Regions from separate parts of the Homo sapiens genome. Here region 2 is linked to region 1. Evidence: chromatin contacts called from ENCODE POLR2A ChIA-PET data. All regions are on one chromosome and are shown on one strand. The core of a region is the stretch at or near the end of the contact, and the rest is flanking DNA. Distances in the headings are between cores, read along the strand shown. Region 1 holds the start of SH2D7 (SH2 domain containing 7). Region 2 overlaps ACSBG1 (acyl-CoA synthetase bubblegum family member 1).

Evidence for each region. ChIA-PET counts read pairs that join two places held with the same protein, here RNA polymerase II (POLR2A).
Region 2: POLR2A ChIA-PET joins it to region 1 with 10 read pairs in WTC11. The contact joins the enhancer-like site here to the promoter of SH2D7 in region 1. POLR2A ChIA-PET finds 5 or more read pairs at or near these places in 2 of 52 experiments (WTC11 and activated CD4-positive, alpha-beta T cell).

Annotation. Positions count from the first base shown.
Region 1 is chr15:78,090,383-78,096,580 of GRCh38, reverse strand. It overlaps SH2D7 (SH2 domain containing 7), which reads right to left and starts at 4,020. Exons shown (of 6, transcript NM_001101404.2): 1 at 3,821-4,020; 2 at 2,380-2,469. The coding sequence starts at 3,996.
Region 2 is chr15:78,213,155-78,219,352 of GRCh38, reverse strand. The region is part of intron 1 of ACSBG1 (acyl-CoA synthetase bubblegum family member 1); the gene reads left to right. Among named protein-coding and RNA genes, the nearest start is that of ACSBG1, 18 kb to the left of the region's middle. Within about 2 kb of position 2,477, at least 11 of the 41 ENCODE cell types and tissues checked have a DNase peak (open chromatin) inside an H3K27ac peak, as active enhancers do.

The DNA of each region.
Region 1 (6,198 bases), core at 2,771-5,270:
GAGGTTGCAGTGGGCTGAGATTGTGCCATTGCACTCCAGCTAGGTGACAAGAGTGAAACTCCATCTCAAAAATAAAATAAAATTATTGCAATGTATGAGAGCTCCAGTTGTTCCACATATTCTGTCTTTCCATTATAGCCATCCATTGTGGCTTTAATTTGTGTTTCCCTGATAGCTAATGATGCTGAACATGTTTTCATATGCTTATGGGCCTTCTGGGTTTTTCTTTTTGGTAAAGTGCCTGCTCAGTTCTTTTGCTTTTACTTATTGAATTATCTATTTTTGCTTATTTATTTGTAGGAGTTCTTTATATATTCTGGATTTGAGTCCTTTGTTAGATATTTGTATTCTAATAGATAACTTCTTCAAGACTGCACCCTGACCTTTTTCTTCTCTTAATAATATCTCTTTATAAGAATTATAAAAATTCTTAATTTTGGCTAGGTGCAGTGGCTCACGCCTGTAATCCCAGCACTTTGGGAGGCTGAGGCAGGTGGATCACCCAAGGTCAGGAGATTGAGACCAGCCTGACCAATATGGTGAAACCCCATCTCTACTAAAAATACAAAAATTAGCTGGGTGTGGTGGCGTGTGCCTGTAGTCCCAGCTAGTTGGGAGGCTGAGACAGGAGAATTGCTTGAACCCGGGAGGCAAAGGTGGCAGTGAGCAGAGATCGCGCCACTGCACTCCAGCCAGAGCGAGAGAGCGAGACTCTGTCTCCAAAAAATAAATAAATAAATAAATAAATTTTAAAAAATTCTTAATTTTAAGGAAATCAAGTTAATCACTCTTTTAAGATTAGCGCTTTTTGTGTCCTGTTTAAAAAAACTTGGCCTCTCATTTTCAAAGGCATTTTCATTTACCTATGACAATGTTTTCCTGTTTTCTTCTAGAAATGGTATTGTTTTGCTTTTCTTTCTTGGATCTACGATCCATCTAGAATTAATTAATTTTCATGTATGGTATGAGGTAGCAGTAATTGTTTTCCATTTAGATATCCAATTGCTCCTGCACCAATTATTGAAAAAACAAGCCTTTCCCCCACGGAATTGCAGTGATGCCTCTGTTGTAAATCTGGTAACCAAACATTTGGGACTATTTTGGGACTCTATTCTGTTAATTTTTCTATTTGTATACCTTTGGGCGGTCCCACTTTGGTCTCTTTTATAAGTTAGTATTCTCCCTAAGATCTCACCTGGGAAGAAACAAAACAAAAGAAAATAAAAAAATCCCCAAAGCTCAAAAGACATTTGAAAACTACTGAGTTAGTATATTTCAAAATGCCTAGCACAGTGTCTGGCACACAGAATAAAAATATTTTAACAATGATTAACATTTATTTAAAGTCCTTACTACATTTTATGCATTGTGTTAAACAGTTTTAAACGTATCAACTGATTGCACACTTTCATCAAGCCTATGAAGCAGGTACTATCATATTCCCATTTTACAGATGAGGAAACGGGGGAACAGAGAAGCAAAGTAACTTGCTCAAGGTAAGGGTTTGAACTGGGGCAGTCTGAATATGTGACAATTTTGAATCAGAATCTGAAGCCTTTTAAGTTTACTCTGGAGCCCTGGCCTCCCTCCCTACTTAGGGAAGCCTTCTTACCTCCTCTGAATTCCCCGTCCTGACCAACCTACTCTTGGGACAAGATCTGACATCACCATCTTTGCCTTTGTCCTCGCTACCTTGTCTCCTTCTCTCTATCCCCACTGTCTTACCCTAGCCTAGACCTCATTATCTCACATCCAGGCAATTGCAGGAGTCCCCAGTGCCCCCACACCTCCAGCTCTGACTTCCAGTCCTCTCTCCATAGGCTGCCTAAAGGACCTATGCAAATACATTGAACCAGATCATCCTTCATGGTCTACAGACTTAGCCAGGCATCCAAGGCCATTCTAAGCTTTTTCCACCCTCCCTTCCAGGCATTCCTCCAAAGGAACCAAGTGTTCTGCTGCACCCAGCAACCTGCAGCTCCCCCAGCACCCTGCAGCTCCCCCAGCACCCTTGTCTTTCATGCCTCTGTATTTTTGCACATGGCGTTCCATCTACCAGAGATACCCTCCTAAACCCCAACCACACCCTCCTTTCTGCCTAGCAACTTGTATTCTTCCTTCTATCCTAGGCTCAAAGTTCACCTCTGTGAAGCCTCCCCGAACCCCACTCACCTCCTTTGAAGGCCGTGTCTTCATCCCTAGTATATGGCCAGTGCTGCTCAGGAAGTGTCTGCTGAGCATGTGATGGATGATTGAGGGATTCAGGAGTCAGGACCCAGGGAAATCTAGGCAATTTGGGCCAGTGGGGCCTCTGCACTAATCTGCAAGGCTAGGTTATGGTAGGATGAGCTTGCTTGCCCAGAGGGCTTCCCCTCTTACCTGTAGGACAAGATGTAGCCAGTGGCTCGGTCACTGAGGCGGATAAGGAAGGAACCAAGAGCTTTGTCCCTGAGTAGCTGCTCCGTCTGCCTGGGCAGAAGACATGCCATTAGCTGGGGTCTGTGCCCTAATGGCAGCAGGTGCAGCCTGACTTAGGCCTCTCTTGGAATCCCTGCTGGCCATGCCTTTGGGTTCCAGACCTCCAACCCTTTATAGAGGAGCCACTCAGACCTGTGGATGGGTCTGTGGCCTGTCAGGGTTCAGCATGTGGCCTATCTGAGCCCAAATGATTAAGTTCAAGACTGTCTGGGGCTGGGTCAGGGTCTGAAGCCATATGCAACCCCCCCAACTCCCCACTGCAGCCTCACTAGCAGGCACATTGGTTGCTGACCCTGGCCACCCACTCTCCACCTGGATGGTTGTGTAGCAAGAATAAATCCACACAGCTGGAGATGTTGAGGTTTAGTGGGGAGTCCCTCCCTCAGAACCACTGTGTACAGTGCTGCAGGATGTGCACTACACACAAGCTTCTGCAGGGAGAAGATGCTGCTGTGTCTGAAGCAGCTAAAAGGGACTCATTCCTCTTCCTGTCCCCTTCAATCCCAGGCAGTTACAGAGATTTTCCACATGGTGCCAAATACTTTGGAGGCATGAAGAAAAGTTCCAGCTGTCTTGTGGTTTGGCAGTACACAGACCAGATATGTATTCCCTCACTCACTTACTCACCAAATACCGAGCGCCTGTTCTACGCAGCTAAATCATTTGCAGGACCAGGTGCTAAATGAAAACATGGGGCCCCTGGTTCAAAACGATTTAGAGTTTCCAGACAGTGACAGCAGAGCATTAAACCAAATGTGGAGCCCTTTTGACCCTGTGCTGCTGCACGAGTCAGTGACCATAAAGCTGGCCCTGGCTCTGTGCAGGTGCTGTGCCAGGACCTAAGGACTGGCTGGATTTGCCATTCCTTCATCAGGTGTTTTGGCTGCTTGGAGACCCAGCCCAAATAGAAAGCCAAACCTGTATCTTGGCCTTTATACCTAGGATAACCATGCATCCAGGTTTGCCTGGGATGGCCCCATTTATGACGGTTCTCCTAGCTTAGTTACTAATAGTGTTCCGGTTTGGACGATAAAAGATATGGTCCCCTAGTTACTCATCAAGTCAGGGCCTGGCCCTCTTTCTGTCCTCTGGCAGCCTGGCAGCCCCAGCCATCCTCAACTTGTACTAAAGTAGAGGCCGTTGCCCTCCCCGACTCTGCCTACAGAAGCCACCACCAGAGGATGTGGCGCTCCTCAGTCTGTTCCCCTGCCCCCCGCCTCCAAGGGCCCCTGCCTAGCCCAGGGAAAGGATGGGAACCAGTCTGATCCAGAGTTCCCAGACCATTTTCTCAGCCCCAAGGGGCTGTGGGCTATGAGGGACCTGTGGGTAGAAGCAGCCTTACTTGCGGGTGATGAATCCATGAAACCAGGGAGGCAGGGCACCGTTCTGCAGAATGAAGGGGGCCTGTGTCTCCATGAACCACTTCAGGGCAAGCTCCTGGAGCTCAGCCAGGGCCTGGCTGTCCCCTGCCCCCTCAGGATCTCTCCCCAGGCTGAGCTGCTTTAGGCTGTCCTCCATGCTGGCAGGCACCAGAGTGGAAGCAGAGCGCAGCCAGTGCACATGCCTCTATATCTGCGTGTGCTCTGGCTCATTTGCCTGAGCCCGTGCCCTACCCAAGGGCCCATAGCACACAGCAGCCCCATTGTCACCTCTGGGCTGGTGGCTGGTTCTCTCCTCTGATGCTTTGGGGTGGGGCACCTTGGCTGGCTGCAGACATGGGGGAACAATCACCGTAGCAGCCTGAGAGGGGTAGGGAAGGCCCTCCGTGGCTTCCTGGCCAGCAGATAAGCTACCTCACTGGGTTTGGCCCTGTTCCCCACAACCTCCTGTCTTTGTCACAACTAAAGATCAGACCCTGGCAAAAGTCCACAGCACTGCCCCTGGGAGCAAAGCAGTGGATTTAAATTCTAGGTATCCTTCCTTCGTGGAGGCTATTTTTATTTTGATGGAGAAGTTCTGTGCTAACCAAGTCTTCCATCCACTCAAGATTTATTGAGTCCTTACTGTGTGCCATGTAAATCTGGGCCCTGGGAATAAAGCAGTGAATAAAACAGCACTTTGCCCTCATGGCACATACATTCTAGAGGGAGACAAACAAATATATGTGTAGAATATAGAGTCAAATGGAATAAGCACTCCAAGACAAAGGCAGAAGAACAAGAGAGCACATGGGCTGCATTATGCAGACACAGAGTCAGGGGTCGGGGTCAGCCTTGTCCAGGAGGTGACACTGAACAGTGAAGGAGGAAGCCAAGCATGTACCTAGGGGAGTAGACTCTTGTCAGCAGGGGGAAAGCATGTGCAAAGACGAAGAGGTGGGACTTTGTTGCAGATTTTGAAGAAAAAACAGAAGCTCATGTCGTTTTAACAGAGAGGGGACTTTGGAGTAGATGGGTCCCCTGGAAAGGCAGGGATAGGCCTGTGGTAGGAAGCTTTGGAGCAGTTAGGGCAATGGGACCATTTGTTCACACAAACATCCCTGAGTATCTAATGTGTTTCTGAGTTTCCTAGCAGAAATCCAGGCCGGGTGGATGGTAAGGCAGCAGATGGTGCAGTCAGCCTCAAGGATCTTGGTGATACTCCCACTTCCACCACACACTGATGTGAGACCACCCTGGGCAAGTAGCTGGGACTGACGTGGGGTCTCAAGAAACTTACTAAATTGTTGCAGAGAACTCAATTTCCTCATCTGTAAAATGGGCATGAGGCAAAGCTATTTTCTAGACTCTAGGGTCATTATGAGGACTAAGTGAGAGGGCATAATGGTTGATAATGAAGGGGCATTTATATAAGTTCAAAAATAGGATGCAGGTACTGTTACAATATGACTGAAGTGATTTGTTGTCATTTCCCCTGCTTAAAGCCCTTGATATATAACTATCTCTGTCTAACTCATTCTGAAGTAAGACAGAGATGCTTGGTTTCATTTTTCCTTGAGGCCAGACCTGTAATCCCAGTACTTTGGGAGCACAAGGTGGGAGGATCACTTGAGGCCAGGAGTTCATGGCCAGCCTGGGCAACATAGTGAGCCCCTGTATCTAAAAAGAAAAAGGCAGAACTAATCAATGGCGATAGAAGTTAAGATAGTGGTTACCTTGGGGACTGGGTGGGGAGCGAAAAGCTGCTGGTGCTGACAGTGTTCTGTTTCTTGATCTGGTTGGTGGGTTGAGTGAGTGTGGATTGAGTGAGTTGAGTGAGAGTGCTCACTGTGTGAAGATTCATGGTTCATGCATTTTTCTATGTCTATGTTCTACTTCAGTGAAAAAGTTTAAAAAAATGAGGGTGTTACAGCCAGATTTCCTTGGTTCAAATTCCAGCATACTAGCTATATGACCTTAACCAAATGATCTAACTTGTCCTGCTGTTAGGAAGGTTAGATTAGTTAAATCCTTAGAACAGTGTGTGGAATAACATAGTGACTAGGATTAGCTATTAATTTGATGATGATGATGATGATGATGATGATGATGATGATGATGGTGATGCAAGATTCTGAAATACAGAAGGTCTGCTCCTGTTGATAATTATAATTATTGTTATTATTACAACATCATCATGGGTTATCTGAAATCAAGATAAAAATGCCTGTGAGGGTGTGTGTGAGGCTTATAGTGTAGAGAACACGCAAGGACATGAGGCAAACCTGTGATCTCAATCTGGGCAGCTCTTTCTCATCTTATTTATTTATTTATTTAGAGACAGAGCCTCGCTCTGTCGCCC
Region 2 (6,198 bases), core at 1,228-3,727, 120 kb before region 1:
TCACTGCAACCTCCCCTCCCAGGTTCAAGCGATTCTCCTGCCTTAGCCTCCCAAGTAGCTGGGATCACAGGTGTGCACCACCATGCACAATAACCAAGTATCTTAGCCACTGTGCTAAGCAATTCCAGTCGATTGCTTCCTAGGAAATCCTGTGTTGCTGAGCTGTATGGAGAGGTGCCAAGGACCTCATAGAGCTTCACCTAAATTCAGGCAGTGCATATAGTAGTGGTTAAGAAGATGCAGCTGGGTGCAGTGGCTCACGCCTGTAATCCCAGCACTTTGGGAGGCCGAGGTGGGCAGATCACCTGAGGTCAGGAGTTTGAGACCAGCCTGGCCAACGTGGTGGAACCCCATCTCTACTAAAAATACAAAAATTAGCCAGGCATGGTGGTGGGCGCCTGTGATCCCAGCTATTCGGGAGGCTGAGACAGGAGAATTTCTTGAACCCGGCAGGCAGAGGTTGCAGTGAGCCAAGATCGCGCCACTGCACTCCAGCCTAGGCAACACAGCGATACTCCGTCAAAAAAAAAAAAAAAAAAAAAAGGAGAGCGATACTCCGTCTCAAAAAAAAAAAGGGAGATGCAATCTGAAGTCAGATTGCCTCGATTTGAAACTCAATCATCCCCATTACTATCTGTATAACCTTTAGCAAGTTACTTCATCTCTCTATGCTTCCATTTCCCCATAAAATAGGGATTGTAATTCAGTACCCACTTGATAGGAGATAATCAAATGAATTAATTTGTGTAAAGCAATTGGAACAGTGCCTGGCACATACTAAGTGCTCAGCAAATGTTAGTTGTCACTTTTTAAAAAGTGAAATAATATTCCCCTAAAAGGCCAGGCTCCTTCTGCTCTGTGTCCCCACTGCCTGACCCCTTTGCCTGCCACATTCAGAGCTGCCTCTCACGTGTACAGGCTGTGTATGTGTGTCTTTATCTTCCTCTTTAAACCCTGGGCTCCTCCACGGCAGGGACCAAGTCTGTGAGCCAGAACCAGCCCACTGCAGAGCACAATGCCCCCACAATGCCTCCACTGGCAGAAGCCTCACCCCAGCTTCACCCCTACCCCCACTCCCACCCCCATAAAGTTCCTCTGGAGTCTGAGGAATAGGCAGTGTTCTTTCTTCTCATCTCCCTGGAAGAAAGGTAGAGAATTACCTATCTTGAGAGCTGGGACTTACAGGCCGTCCCATCCACCCTTTCCCCATTTTACAAATGGGTTAAGTAAGGCCCTCCTAGGAGAGGAGTACCTAAAGTCACGCTTGCGGTACTTAGGATAAAAATGGCAAGCAATGGGGAGATGGTGATTTTCTAGTAGCCTTTGCTTTGGGCTGAAATTATGTCAGCTTTGAGCATCGCACTGCCCTTCCTGTGGTAACCAAAACCACCAGCTGGCCGTTCTCTGTGTCTGTCATCAATACAACATATGAAAACACCTGGATTACGATTTAATATATGCGCATGGTTTATATAAAACATTTTCCAGGCCGGGTGCGGTGGCTCACGCCTGTAATCCCAGCACTTTTGGGAGGCCGAGGCAGGCGGATCACGAGGTCAGGAGTACGAGACCAGCCTGACCAACGTAGTGAAACCCCGTCTCTACTAAAAATACAAAAATTAGCCGGGTGTGGTGGCGTGTGCCTGTAATCCCAGCTACTCGGGGAGCTGAGGCAGGAGAATCGCTTGAACCCAGGAGGCAGTGGTTGCAGTGAGCCGAGATCGCACCACTGCACTCCAGCCTGGGCGACAGAGTGAAGACTCCATCTCAAAAAAAAAAAAAAAAATTTTTCCAAAAGGGTCTGATGATGAATGGTGGATGCAGGGGTTTAGAGGACCCTGAAGTGCCTCACTCTCTGTACCTCCCTATTCTTTGTCCCTATCCTGCTCCACCCCAGTCACCCAACAGGCCTGAGACTATTCGGTATGGCTGGCTTGTTAGGAGCATAAACTCTGGAACCCACTTGCCCAAGTATATATTGTGACTCTGCTAACCAAAGGACCTTGTCAATTTCCCTAATTTCTCTGTATCTCAGTTTCCTCATCTGTAAAGTGAGGGTGCTAATAGTACCTCATTGGGCTGTTACGAAGATTGCATGTGTAAGGTGCATAAAACATTGTCTGAGACGCAGTGCTGGTTATGTGTTAGTTACAAGCTAGTACTGTGATTATTCCTGTCTGGTTTTCTTTTGCATCCTTGGGCCTGGGGGGCCTGGCAGCACCCAACTTTGCAGCCTTGTCCCTACCTGATGCAGCAGAATTCCAGCCCAGAGCCCTAGATGACCAGTCACAGATAGAAAATGAGAAGGCCCTTTATCTGTGATATCTGAGGAAACAGAGTCCCAGAATGAACCAGGGACTTGCCCAAGGTCACAAAACTGAAACAGAGCCTGGGCTAGAAGCCAGATGTTCTGGTGCCCAGAGAACTTTGTCTTGGGTACGGCCAGGCTGCTTGCCAACTCCTTTAGGGCTTTGGAGTGGAACTTGATGTCTGACACATTTATTTGTATACAGCAGGCTGTGGGATTTGGCATGACAGAGTTGGACACTATGAGCACTGCCAACTGGGTAAGAAGTGAGCTGGCTGGGCTGCCCCACCCACCCAGGCAGGAGCCAAGGTGGAGCTGAGATGAGCCTTGGGGGTTGAGGCCTCTCAGCAAACACACTTCCTTTGGGGTCTTGGGCTGGGGGCTTCAGTCAGTCAAGGGCTCCAGGGTGCCTGCTCCAAATATGTTCTTCCTAGTGGATTCTAGGGGGATATGTCTTAAACCACCCCTGCCCTCACCCTTTCTGAAAGATTATAGGTCCCTAGCAGATCTCTGCTCAGCCCAAAACCCCACCCGTGTGAGCTGGAAAACCGAGACTGGGGATGGTCCACAGTCCATGCCTATCACCTTGGCCTTGAGTCCTCTCCTCTGCGCTAGCCTCCCATGCTGTCTCGCATGAAATAATCAGACCTTTACTCCTTGCCAGCTTTCTTCCTTTAACATCATTATACCCCCTCCCCAAGCCTGGGCCCAGCAACCCTGCAAAGAATGCATCTTTGTTCATCGATCCCATCATCTCTAAATCTTCGAGGCAGGGACTGTGTCCATTTTTGTCACTTTATACCCCCTCGTCCCATGCAACATCCGGCACAGAGGAGGTGCTAAATCAATACTCATAGAAGGAAGGAGGATCCTCAGGGAACTGTCAGTCACTGGGGCAGGAAGAAATCAATTCCAACTTTGGGAATGAGGACTTAATTCATATTTTTATTTCATGACAGTCCATTATGTTTTTTAAAAAAGCAATACCCAGTTTCTAAATGCTGAGTGCCTTGGGAGGAGATCAGCCAGGGCAGCTCCAGGAAGAAGCATGAGGGCTGAGGTCCCTCCCAGAGAAGGCGAGCTTTGAAAAGTGTCATAGGCGGCTCTACCACAGCAGGTCAGCTAGTGGGTTTTGTAAGGAGACGAAAGGGTAGATTACACATTTCCCAAGCCTTCCTGATCTTGGAATGAGCCATGTGCTGGCATTATAACTGTTGAAGTTTCCTTCCTTCCATCCTTCCTTTCTCTCTTTCTTTCTCTTTCTTTCTTTCTTTCTTTCTTTCTTTCTTTCTTTCTTTCTTTCTTTCTTTCTTTCTTTCTCTTTCTTTCTTTCTCTCTTTCCTTCTTTTTCTTTTCCCTTCCCTTCTCTTCTTTTTTCTTTTCTTTCTTTTTCGAAGTTTTGCTCTTGTTGCCCAGGCTGGAGTGCAATGGCACAATCTCGGCTCACTGGAACCTCTGCCTCCCAGGTTCAAGCAATTCTCCTGCCTCAGCCTCCCAAGTAGCTGGGATTACAGGCATGCACCACCACGCCCAGCTAATTTTGCATTTTTAGTAGAGACGGGGTTTCACCATGTTGGCCAGGCTGGTCTTGAACTCTTGACCTCAGGTGATCCACCCGCCTCGGCCTCCCAAAGTGTTGGGATTACAGGCATGAGCCACCATGCCTGGCCACTGTTGAGGTTTTCAAACCTCATCAGTTTGGACACTGTGCATCCAGAGCTAGCCTTGAAGGACATTTGAGGACATTTCTTTTGTCATTCTCTACCAACGTCAAGTATCAGTGACAATTCCATTCATTAACATCATGACTCAGCCCTCACCAGAAGAGGGAGGAGGAGAAGAGAAACAAGTTCATCTTTAGCTCTTCAGGACAAAGGAGAGGTCTGAATTCCTTTCTGGGATTCACTAGGATTGGGGTCGTTAATATAGCATGGGCTTCCGAAGTCCTGTGACAACAAAAAACAGCAAGAGAGCATTGGGGTGCAAAGTGCATTGATGGGGGTCTATGGGGGGGCTCCCAGCAGCTTCTCAAAAGGGGTCCTAACGCATCAGAGGCTCAGGACCAGTATTCGAGTCAAACTGTTAGGGTGTCCTGAAGTGGCAATAGGCAAGAATTGCTGAGATGTAATTGAAATTTGGTGAAGGGTAGAATTCTTTTGAAGTTAAGAGTGCTGGCATTGACCTACCAGTTTAGGGTAACAATCTGACAGTCGTTTGCCATCTGACTAGGTGGAGGACCTTGAACAACCCCTGTCCCAATTGCTGCCTCTGTGCCCTGCTCCTTGGCCTTAAAATTAGGGCTGAGGCTGGGCGCAGTGACTCACTCCTATAATCCCAGCACTTTGGGAAGCTGAGGCAGGCAGATTTCTTGAGGTCAGGAGTTCAAGACCAGCCTAGCCACCATGGCCAAAACCCCATCTCTACTAAAAATACAAAAATTAGCCAAGTACGGTGGTGCACACCTATAATCCCAGCTACTCAGGAGGCTGAGGCAGGAGAATCACTTAAACCTGGGAGGTGGAGTTTGAAATAAGCCAAAATCGGGCCACTGCACTCCAGCCTGGGCAACAGAGTGAGACTTTGTCTCAAAAGATAATAATAATAATTAGGGCTTAAAATTTCCACCTAACACTAGCTAGGGCTGCCTCCATTTTTTCACCTCATCCAAACCTCACTCACGCCAGAGGCAATTTGGAATTTGGGAGTTGTAGCTTGCAGGTAATAATTAAAGATGAGGGAGTGTGTGAGCTCCCTAAGTGGGAGAGGGGGCTGAGAGGTGGGCAGATCACCAGGGACAGCCCCCAGGAAACTCCAGGAAGCAGGAAAATGCTGGTGGGGGCTGGCTGCTGCCACAGACCGGCTAGTCCCTGTAGTGAAGGAGGAGGTAGAGGGTGGAGGGGGTATTAGAAGGCACAGCGCAAGGTGCAGGGATATTTGTTACCATGGAACAGGGGCTCTCCTGTGGGAATGGGGGGAGCTGGGATGGTTGGCTAAGTTTTATGACATGCACATACTGGGTAAACCTTGTGTACGTAGCATCCTGGCTTCAGAGCAGGCCGTGGAGACCCCTGTTCACAATGCTGGCTCTGTCTTTTGCTGCCTGGGCAACACTGAGCAAGTCTAGCGTTCTATCACCTCTTTTGGAAAATGCGACTACTAATAAAACCTACATTGCAGGGCCGTGGAGAGAATGGGAGAAGCCAACACAAGGCACTCGGCATAGTACATGTGCTTAGTAAGGAACCAAACCAAACAAAAAGACGAGCTTCTCGCCCAGCCCTGGGGGACCCAGTGGCAGGAACTGTCTCCCAAGGCTCTGCCAAGGATGACGGCCAAAAAACTGCCTCTCCTGCCGCCCACCCTTCTTATGTAAGAGCCACACAGGTGGGCAACTGGGTCCCGTGCCATATAGGTCAGAGGTATCTGGGGCTACACCTCAACAGCAGCCCTAGGGCAGGCTGGGGCGGGTCCCCACTCATGCCCAACCCCACTGCCTCATCACCCGGAACCTGGGGCATCCACAGCGACTGGCTCCCATACTCAGCATGCCTTAGCTGAGGGAGCAGAGGGGTTGCTGAGCCCTGTGCCTGCCAGGTGCAAGAAGGAGGAAGGTGAGCACCCTGGGGCAGCCAGACCCCCAGGCACACCCTCTACCGTGAGTCCTCTATGGGGGTCTTCAGGCTGGGAATTGGCAATTAGGAGAGAGCTGCCAGAGGCCCAATCTTTGAAGTGAGGCAGTCCATGCAGACTAAAGAGAAGCAGGGGGCGTGGGGTCCGCCACGCAGGGTGATGGGGAAGCTAGCGTGAATCGCCATTGCAGACTATATTGTTGCTATTGGGAGCATCAGGCTGTGCACAGGCCTGTGTGACTAGCACTGTGGGGTTTGGAG